Regions from separate parts of the Homo sapiens genome. Here all the other regions are linked to region 1. A link is a contact called in ENCODE Hi-C or POLR2A ChIA-PET data. All regions are on one chromosome and are shown on one strand. The core of a region is the stretch at or near the end of the contact, and the rest is flanking DNA. Distances in the headings are between cores, read along the strand shown.

What was found. A loop is a pair of places that touch in the nucleus more often than their neighbours do. ChIA-PET counts read pairs that join two places held with the same protein, here RNA polymerase II (POLR2A). Pooled maps may share reads with other maps.
Region 2: a pooled map shows a loop between it and region 1 (6-fold over the local background). The contact joins the promoter of METAP1 here to the enhancer-like site in region 1. A Hi-C loop is called at or near these places in 2 of 50 pooled maps. POLR2A ChIA-PET finds 5 or more read pairs at or near these places in 2 of 52 experiments (PC-9 and activated CD4-positive, alpha-beta T cell).
Region 3: a pooled map shows a loop between it and region 1 (13-fold over the local background). The contact joins the promoter of SLC9B2 here to the enhancer-like site in region 1. A Hi-C loop is called at or near these places in 3 of 37 single-sample maps with no recorded cell type and 6 of 50 pooled maps.

What each region holds. Positions count from the first base shown.
Region 1 is chr4:101,018,499-101,021,427 of GRCh38, reverse strand. No RefSeq gene overlaps it. Among named protein-coding and RNA genes, the nearest start is that of LINC01218, 140 kb to the right of the region's middle. Within about 2 kb of position 1,352, at least 12 of the 41 ENCODE cell types and tissues checked have a DNase peak (open chromatin) inside an H3K27ac peak, as active enhancers do; they include PC-9, where a contact is called at or near this core.
Region 2 is chr4:98,994,380-98,997,150 of GRCh38, reverse strand. METAP1 (methionyl aminopeptidase 1) reads right to left here and starts at 1,430. Exons shown (of 11, transcript NM_015143.3): 1 at 1,284-1,430. The coding sequence starts at 1,397. RefSeq lists enhancers at 235-1,017, 1,939-1,988 and silencers at 759-1,218, 1,379-1,698.
Region 3 is chr4:103,075,189-103,078,044 of GRCh38, reverse strand. SLC9B2 (solute carrier family 9 member B2) reads left to right here and starts at 1,284. Exons shown (of 12, transcript NM_178833.7): 1 at 1,284-1,861. It overlaps BDH2 (3-hydroxybutyrate dehydrogenase 2), which reads left to right. Exons shown (of 10, transcript NM_020139.4): 10 at 1-453. RefSeq lists an enhancer at 1,285-1,404 and a silencer at 1,515-1,624.

The DNA.
Region 1 (2,929 bases), core at 103-2,602:
ATACCAATTGCTGGAAACATTTAGGCTTCTCAACAACTCCAGGTTGTCTGCAGGACTGTCCTGCAGAGAGTCTTACAAGGTGGCATGTAAGTGTATTCACGATCTGATTCCTGCCAATCTCATCTACCCCAAACTTGACCCTGAGCTTCGGCCATAGTGGACTTCTCACAATGTTCGGAAGACACCAGGCTTCCTCAATTCTCTGGGTCTGTATTCATGCATCTTCTATGTGCAGATTTCAGATGTGTCTTAAATACTGGAATGAGTCATTTCCTCCTCTCTAAGCACACAGTATCCTGTACTACCTCCGTTTTGACACTTAATCCACTGCATGTAATTGTTTATTGTCTGTCTGGCACTGCAGTGAGCATTGTTGCTATCTTTGCATTCTTAGGATGAAACACTGCCTGGCATAGTGTTTCTTGGAAGAAGGGGAGGTAGGGAAGGAGAAATAAAATATTTTTTGGCATGACCTTATGGTGTGGGCACTCCCAGATTCCAAATGGCAAACCATTATTGAAGAGCAGCTGAAACACTTACCCCAGTTCAATGTTACCTGTTCTTTCTCGTAAGAATTTCCTGGTCCCCAAAGGTCTGGAGTGGAGCCTACATTTTAATAAGCATCCACCAAAATTCTTGTGGATCAGACAAGTTTGAGAAACCTAGTCCAATTTATTTCTAAAGCTAACTTAAATTTCAGTTCTATATTTTTATTTCTACAGATTTTCTAGCACAGGCAAATATTTTACTGCTTAACACGGCTGTTACACAAGATTATGTATGATTAATTTAATTTTCATTTATAGTTGTTTAATGGATATGAATTTACACAAAAATGTGGGAATTATTTAAGTATGTAATACAACATTCACAACTGAAAAGGTTATGAGAAGAAAGCGGTGGTTTTGTTGTTGTTGTTGTTGTTTTAGTGTATTAGACTTCACCCAGAAAAAGGAGATAAGTGGTGGTGGAGTATCTGGAGATTCCTGGTGAAGAATCAATGAAAAAAGTTGCCTGTGCCTTGAAGAGAATGGAATGCTTTCATATTGAAAAGATTGCTTATTTCACACCACCCTACCTTACCATAACAACCACACCCATTATCACCATCAGCTTGCCAGAATTTGCTCACAAAATGCCTTTTGAATATATATTCAACACTGTTTACCTTCCGGAAGTTTTACCATGAGTCATTCCTTTGAGTTCAAAACACCTTCTCTAAAAATCTTTTTTTTTTTTTTTTAAGATACAAATCAGAGAAGGAAACCACCAACCTTTGTCAGCTATTAACATCTTAGTAAAATTTAACTCATATGTTTCTGACAGGGCTAGTCACAGACTAATAAAGATAGCTGTGTTTATAGAGAAGGGAAGGCCACAGCTGGAGAATGTGAGAGTGCTTGGGGAGAGGACTACCACCTGATCAACTGGGTGCATTATTGTGTAGCTATTTCTACTAGGCCTGTGGCAGAGAAAGGAGTACAGTGAAATTCAAGACAAAAATCTAGTCTCTCACAATATGCAGTGGCAGTGAAAATAAATCAATGTGTGTGCCACATGTACTCACTTCTGTATAGGGTTCTTGACACCAGTCCTGGCCTACAGTTAGGCCTGGGTTGGAATTTTTATAGCTCTGATACTTATTAGATGTCTGTGTGAACTTGAGAAACTAAGCTTCTTTAAATCTCATTTTCTCCCTGGTGATATGAAGGCAATGACAGTAATTAGTTCATAAGCTTTTCACGGGTTTCAAAAGGGATGATGCAAATAAAGTAGTAGGCATGGTGCCTGGCAGAAAGTAGGCACTCAGTAAACTTCAGTTATTGTTGTATTCAGCAGCATGCAGAGTCAAATGAGTGCTTCAGATATTCCGTAGGTGAAGATTGTGTATGCGTGTGTGAGCACCTGTGAGTGTGGTGGGCGGCTGAGAAGGTAGGTGTAGTCAGAAAAACCTAGGCAAAGCTGACTTGGTTGGAATCTTCCTACCTAGAGGAAAGCTGGAGAGGCTGCAGAGGGGGCAGGCATAGAGGGGGCTCCAGTGTGAGAGGAAAAAGTGAGAGCAGAGGAAAAGATCCAGAAAAATAGTGATATGTTGACCACTTGGTGAAAGCAAAGGAGGGGTGGGGCACAAAAAGTGATGAGAATGAGAAGCTAAGATGGAGCCAAATCAGTGTTTGTATCAGGAGGTATTTCGGCTGCAAGTAACAAAATACCTAACTGGGTTCAAACCACAGAGACATTTACAATTCCCAGACAAGGACATCTGCGACTTCGAGGACCCAAGGTTAGTTTGGTGGCTCAACAGCATCACTAAGGACTGAGGCTGTTTCTATCCTTCTCACACTATTCTTCTATTGGCTTCCGTCCTTGTGGTTGCAAGGATGGTCACAGCTCCTGGCATCACTTCCTCATGCAACACTGTTTCACTACTGGAAAATACTACCAAAGTAGCCTATAAATAAGACGAAACTGAATTCATTGCTTACCACAGTAATGTAACCACTACCTTGACAGAGGCATAGTAAATCTAGATGGGGAGGACAAAAGAATAATACTTATGATATATTTCTTTCTTTTTCTTTTTCTTTTTTTTTTTTTTTTTTTGAGATGGAGTCTCACTCTGTCTCCCAGGCTGGAGTGCAGTGGCGTGATCTCGGCTCACTGCAACCTCCGCTCCCGGGTTCACACCATTCTCCTGCCTCAGCCTCCCGAGTAGCTGGGACTACAGGCGCCCGCTACCACGCCTGGCTAATTTTTTTTGTATTTTTAGTAGAGATGGGGTTTCACTGTGTTAGCCAGGATGGTCTCGATCTCCTGACCTCGTGATCTGCCCGCCTCGGCCTCCCAAAGTGCTAGGATTACAGGTGTGAGCTACTGCGCCTGGCTACTTATATTTATTTTGGCTAAGGTGAATCTTTCCATGTAAGAG
Region 2 (2,771 bases), core at 181-2,680, 2.0 Mb after region 1:
TATCTGCCTTCATTCTTATTCATATTTTTATTTATGGCAGAGTTAAATCGTACTAGAATCCTTTAAAAAATAAAGGACTTTACATTATAACAGCATTTCACGTTCCTTGGATAATCTGGGTCTCAGAAGAAGCTTGTGAAACTTACAAAGAAAGCTATAATCATCCCCTCTGTACAGTGTAACACTGGAACTCAGAAAGATTAAGTAACTTTACTAATTCAAGATCGCACAATAACTGGCAAGGGCAGGGCCCCAATCAGGCCTTCTCTTTATTCCGGCTCTCCTCCCCACAGGACGCTACCAATTTAATATTTGAATATTCATGTGCCTCTCTTCACTAAACCTGGACTGTAACTAAGAGCCATACTATTGCCGCCCAGCCCTCATCCTGGGTCTCGAAATGCAGCAGCAACACTAGTACTCTTCAGTAAACAGAAACACGAGCACACGCTTCAGTCTGGACCCCATTCAACGCTGGGTTTGCTCTACTGCACAAAACTTAAAATACACTACAGCATTCACGCCTAACCCTCAATGGAACTGTCCTTTTCACTCTGGGAAATTCAGTCACAGGTGACTCATCCCGTTAGCTTACAGTTTTGTAAATTAATAATTTTATATACCGAAAGAAAAGAATGAATTACACAGACCTCTCCCTTCCCCACCCCCAAAGTTGCTTAAGTGTCAAAGCACGGTAGTAAAGCACAAAGAAGTGGGGCTGGAGCTAGCTAGCGTTCCTCCTCTCTGCGACTCCGACGGTCCTCGGGCCACCCATCTCTCAGAGCCCGGCAGGTAGCTTCAGCCCCCCACCCCGCAGGGACCCGACGGACGGCCCGGCGCCTCCAGCGCCCAGACCCGAGCCCCGCCGGTGCTGCGGATGTGGAGGCTCGCGACGCTCGGGCTGCCCTCCTTCCCGGCGCCGCTACCTGCCTCCGGCAGCCCGCACACCTGGCGGCCCCCGCCCCAGCGCGGGGAACCGGCCCCAGAACGCGGAGGTCTAGCGCGGCCACGCGACCCCGCACAGCCCGCTTCCGCCCCAGCCCACATGGCCGCGGCGGGTGGCGCCCCCGCCCCCGCGTGAGCCCAGCGCGGTTCCCGAGGACCCAGGGACCCCAGGAGGCAGGAGGGGGCGGTGGCGACGCGGGTGGGGGGAGGAGGAAACGCGGCCGGGGGGAAGAGGAGGAGCGCGTCCCGACTCGCCGCAAGGGCGGGAGGAGCCAGCAGGGGAGAAGCGAGGAGGGGTCCCGCAGCGGCGGCATATCCGCGGGGCAGCGGGCGCCTACCTGCGAGCAGAAGTACGAGCCCTGGATGCCCAGCTTGATGCAAGTGGGACACTGGAGCTTGGCCTCACTGCTGCAGCCGTCTGTCTCGCACACCCGCGTCTCCACGGCCGCCATGCTGCCTGCCCGCTGGAAGAGCGCCTCACCGAGGAAGAGGCGGCGGCGGGAGGGAGGAACTGCCGGGCGGAGGGGAGGGGAGAGAGACCGAGTCGGGGGAGGAGCTGGGCCCGCCGCTGGCCTGGGCGCGGGAGGGGGAGGAGCCAGGGCCGGCCGGGACCACGCAGCGCGCCCCGCCCCGGCCCCGCCCCCGCCCCGCGCGCGCAGCTGGTGCCCCGCCCCGCCGGCTTCGCCCCGCCCCCCGCCGGCGGTGCCTGCGTGCCCAAGCCTCCCGGCGGCGCGCACATTGGGGCTGTAAGGGAGCTCGGCAGGGCCCCCCCATTCGGCGCCTTCGGGCGTCGGCCAGCAGAGAACGCGACCTGCCGGCGCCTGACGGTGAGGAGCCGCCCTCTCGCGGCGCACTCTCTGTGCCTACAGTCAGATAAGACAGTCGTCTTCACTGACGAACACCCAGGAGCCCTGATCATCCCCGACACCCGCAGGAGGCTAGAGAGGGCGCTGCGCTCCTCTGCGTTGGATTCCCCCGCCGCTCCTTGGAGAACAGTCCCTTGGGTTAAGTTCTGTTTCTCACTGACATTGTCGGGTCTGAGGCCTAAGGACCACCGCTCATTCACAGAAAGGAGAGCCATAGAGCTGTCAACGGGACGGTGGGCTGGGATTCACATCTGCCCTCCCTCCTGCCAGACTTTTTTTTTCCACACACCACCACCTCCCCTTCAAAACCGATAGTGCTAGTAATAGTAACACAACTGTCAGGTATTCAATACAAATAATTTTTTTGTATAATCCCAGTTGATTGCTTCAGCAGTAAATAGGGGAGAATTGTGCTGATCCTGAAATGTCAGAGTCGAAAGAAGCTGTAAAGGCCTTCCCCTGCGAACCTGTTGCTTCAATCTTTTCAGCTGTATTCCAGGTCGGTTGTGTTGTAACTCATGCTTGAGTGCCTCCTTGTCACTAGGGAAGAGCGAAAAACTAACATTTACTGATCACAAAAGGCTGTGAACTTTGTTATTGTATTTTTTTAACTTCTCCGTACTTAATACACCAGAAAAGCTCATACTACTTTTATTTTTAAGAACTTTGTTTTGGCTAGGAGCGGTGGCTGACGCCTGTAATCAATCCCAGCACTTTGAGAGGCCAGGGCATCCAGGGCACCAAGGCCAGCGGATTCTTTGAGGCCAGGAGTTCGAGACCAGGGTGGAAATATGGCAAAACCCCGTCTCTACAAAAACTAAAACTAAAAACTAAAAAATTAGCCGGGCATGGTGGCAGGCGCCTGTAGTCCCAGCTACTGAGGAGGCTGAGCTGGGAGGATCTGTTGAACCTGAGAAGTCAAGGATATGGTAAGCTATGATCCTGCCACTGCACTCCAGC
Region 3 (2,856 bases), core at 35-2,534, 2.1 Mb before region 1:
CAACAAAAAGATAACACTTTGTGTATGGGGAAGAATATCATGCAGTTGATGACGGTACATTAAAATTCACACAAAAGGACATTTTGACTAGCATTCAGAAAGAGTCCATTGATTATAAGATTATCTATGAGGTTTTGGACCGGGCACTACACTACCGAATTATGGCTAACTTTGGTTTGTGATCTAGACCAAGTCACCCAATCTATCTTGGATTTTAGTTTTCTGGTTTATGAAATTAAGGAGTTAAGCTAAATGACTTGGGTTTCTTTTCGTGTATCATAATCAAAATGCTGTAACTTCTCTAGTGAATTCATAGAACACTGACTCTTACAAGTATGTCATGAAATACTTTATGCTGTGAGCAGGTATACATGTATAATATATGTATAGCTATGAACAAATAAATTTTAAATAAATGCACAACGAATTCTACAAAATGGGCTCCAACATTAACAAATGATCTGAGTTAGTCTTTCTCACAGCCGACCATAAACTATAAAACATTTTTATAAACACTATCAGCAATAAAAACGAAGTAAAATCTAGCCAAAAAATTCAATGTTCTCCAAAGTCATGTTAATCAAATCAGGTGATATATTAATGAAGTACATATGACTAAAAGGAAAAATATATGTCATTCCTGTGGTAAGAGGAAGCTGAATGTCACTAGAAATTTTTACAAGCTTTAGGAGAGGAAGAGTTCCGTTTAGGAAAATAATCATTTCAGATGATCTGAAGAAGGGTATTGGATGGAACCTATCCAATAGGTTCATCACAAAAGAGGACCTGAGAGACAAGAATGAATGGTTTCTGACTGGTGGAGAAATTTGAGGATAATCTCCCTTGCTTGAAAAGCGGTGATTAAGATTGGCACTTGCTTACAGGAGTGAAAAACAGGTAAGGGGTGCGCGCGTCTTAACACACACAAGAGGAAATACAGAGAAAAGGAAGACACAAACATGAAATGAGAATTAAATGAAATAGAATCACACTGCTGATAGAAGGGTTAAAAATCTAAAATACAACAAGAAGGGCAGGTGTTAAGCGATAAAGGGGGGCAGAACAAGTCTTTTATCCGGCCATTTAATTGGTCACCTTAAGAAAGAATCCTATCTTCCCACCGCAGCTGAGAAGACACTTCTAAGAGGTACAGCTAAAAGGTGGAGGACTGATAGACAACTTAGAGGTTGGTTTCGGGAACGATAAAACAAGTAACGGGCTGCCCGGCCTGCGCCGCGGAGTCCCGAGGAGCCTGCGCTGTGCTCCTCTCGCGGTGTCTCGTCATCTCCGGGAAGACTCGGCGCCTGGGTCCGCGCTCTCTGGGTAAGCTTTCCGGGAAGCTTTCCCGGGAGCTCGCTGGTCCTGGCCCCAGAAGCCTGCGGACCCGCCCAGGGAGGATAAGCAGCTGAAAGACCGCGCGGTGCCGCTCCGAGGCCCCGGGACGTGGGCCCATGGTCGGCCTGGCGCCACCTTTCCGGGGGAAGCCACGCGCACCAGGCATCGCACGCGGCTCTGCACCCGCGCCGCCGGACCTGAAACCCGGCGGAGGGCACACGGGGCTGCCGCTGCGGGCCCCGGACCAACCCATGCTTACTCCGGAGCCTGTACCGGCGCCGACGGGTCGGACCTCCCTGCGCGGTGTCGCCCAGCGGGTTCGTGCGAAAGGCGGGGCCGACTACACGCGGTGCCGCGCCCTGAGACCGTTTATCTGCAGTCAACGCAGCCTCCCGGCTCAGCCTGGGAAGATGCGCGAATCGGGAACCCCAGAGCGCGGTGGCTAGACCGGGCTCCGCCGCCTCCCCCACAGCCCCTTTCCTAATCGTTCAGACGGAGCCTGGTCGACTTCGCCGGAGACTGCCAGGTGAGAGGCCCCAGAGACACTAAGGGTAAAAATAAACCCAGCGCCAGCGGCGGGTACCCTGTAGGCCTGCTGGACCGGAGACGCGAGCGAGGGGCCCAGCCTTTTCTGTTTGTACACCCGGTGACGGGCGCGTGTCTGTTTACTGTTGTAAGGTGTTGGCGTGGGTTTTCTTGCTTGCTTTTATTTTAGTTCTCAGATTAACCAGAGGGGGTGTTGCCTTTGTGGACTGGGTTAGCATCCTCGAGGTGCTAAGAATCATCGTATGCTATTGACTGAAGAATATAACCTTAAGACAGCAGTAGCTGCTGTAAGAGATAAAGTAAAACATCTCAGTAACTAAACATAGTTCAGGCTTATTTCTCGTTCATGTCAAGTCCATTCACGTGTTCAGCTGTTGGCCTTCTACTCAATTATTCAGGAACCCAAACTCCTTTTATATTATGGCTTTGCTATCCCCTAAGACCTTGGAGTCCTTAGTTTCCAGGCAACGGACAGAAAAAGAAAAGCTACTAGAGGATTGCATGAGGATTGTTTCTTATGGGTGAGGACTGGAAATCACATACTATTTATGTCCACATGCCATTGACCAGACTTCAGTCACATGCCACACTGACCTGCAAGGGAGACTGGAAATGTACTATGGACCCAGGCAGAAGAGTAAACGATTTTGGTAAACACATATCAGTCTCTGACCATCCCTTAAAGGGCAGACTGCATCTTAGTCATCTTTGTTACTCTTGTGCCTATCACACCAGAGAAACTTGTTAAGGCTTTGTGAGGCCGAGGTGGGCATATCACCTGAGGTCAGGAGTTCGAGACCAGCCTAGCCAACATGGTAAAACCCCATCTCTACTAAAAATATAAAAATTAGCTGGGCATGGTGGTGCACGCCCGTAATTCCAGCTATTCCGGAGGCTGAGGCTGAAGAATCGCTTGAACCCAGGAGGCACAGGTTGCAGTGAGCCAAGATTGTGCCACTGCACTCCAGCCTAGGT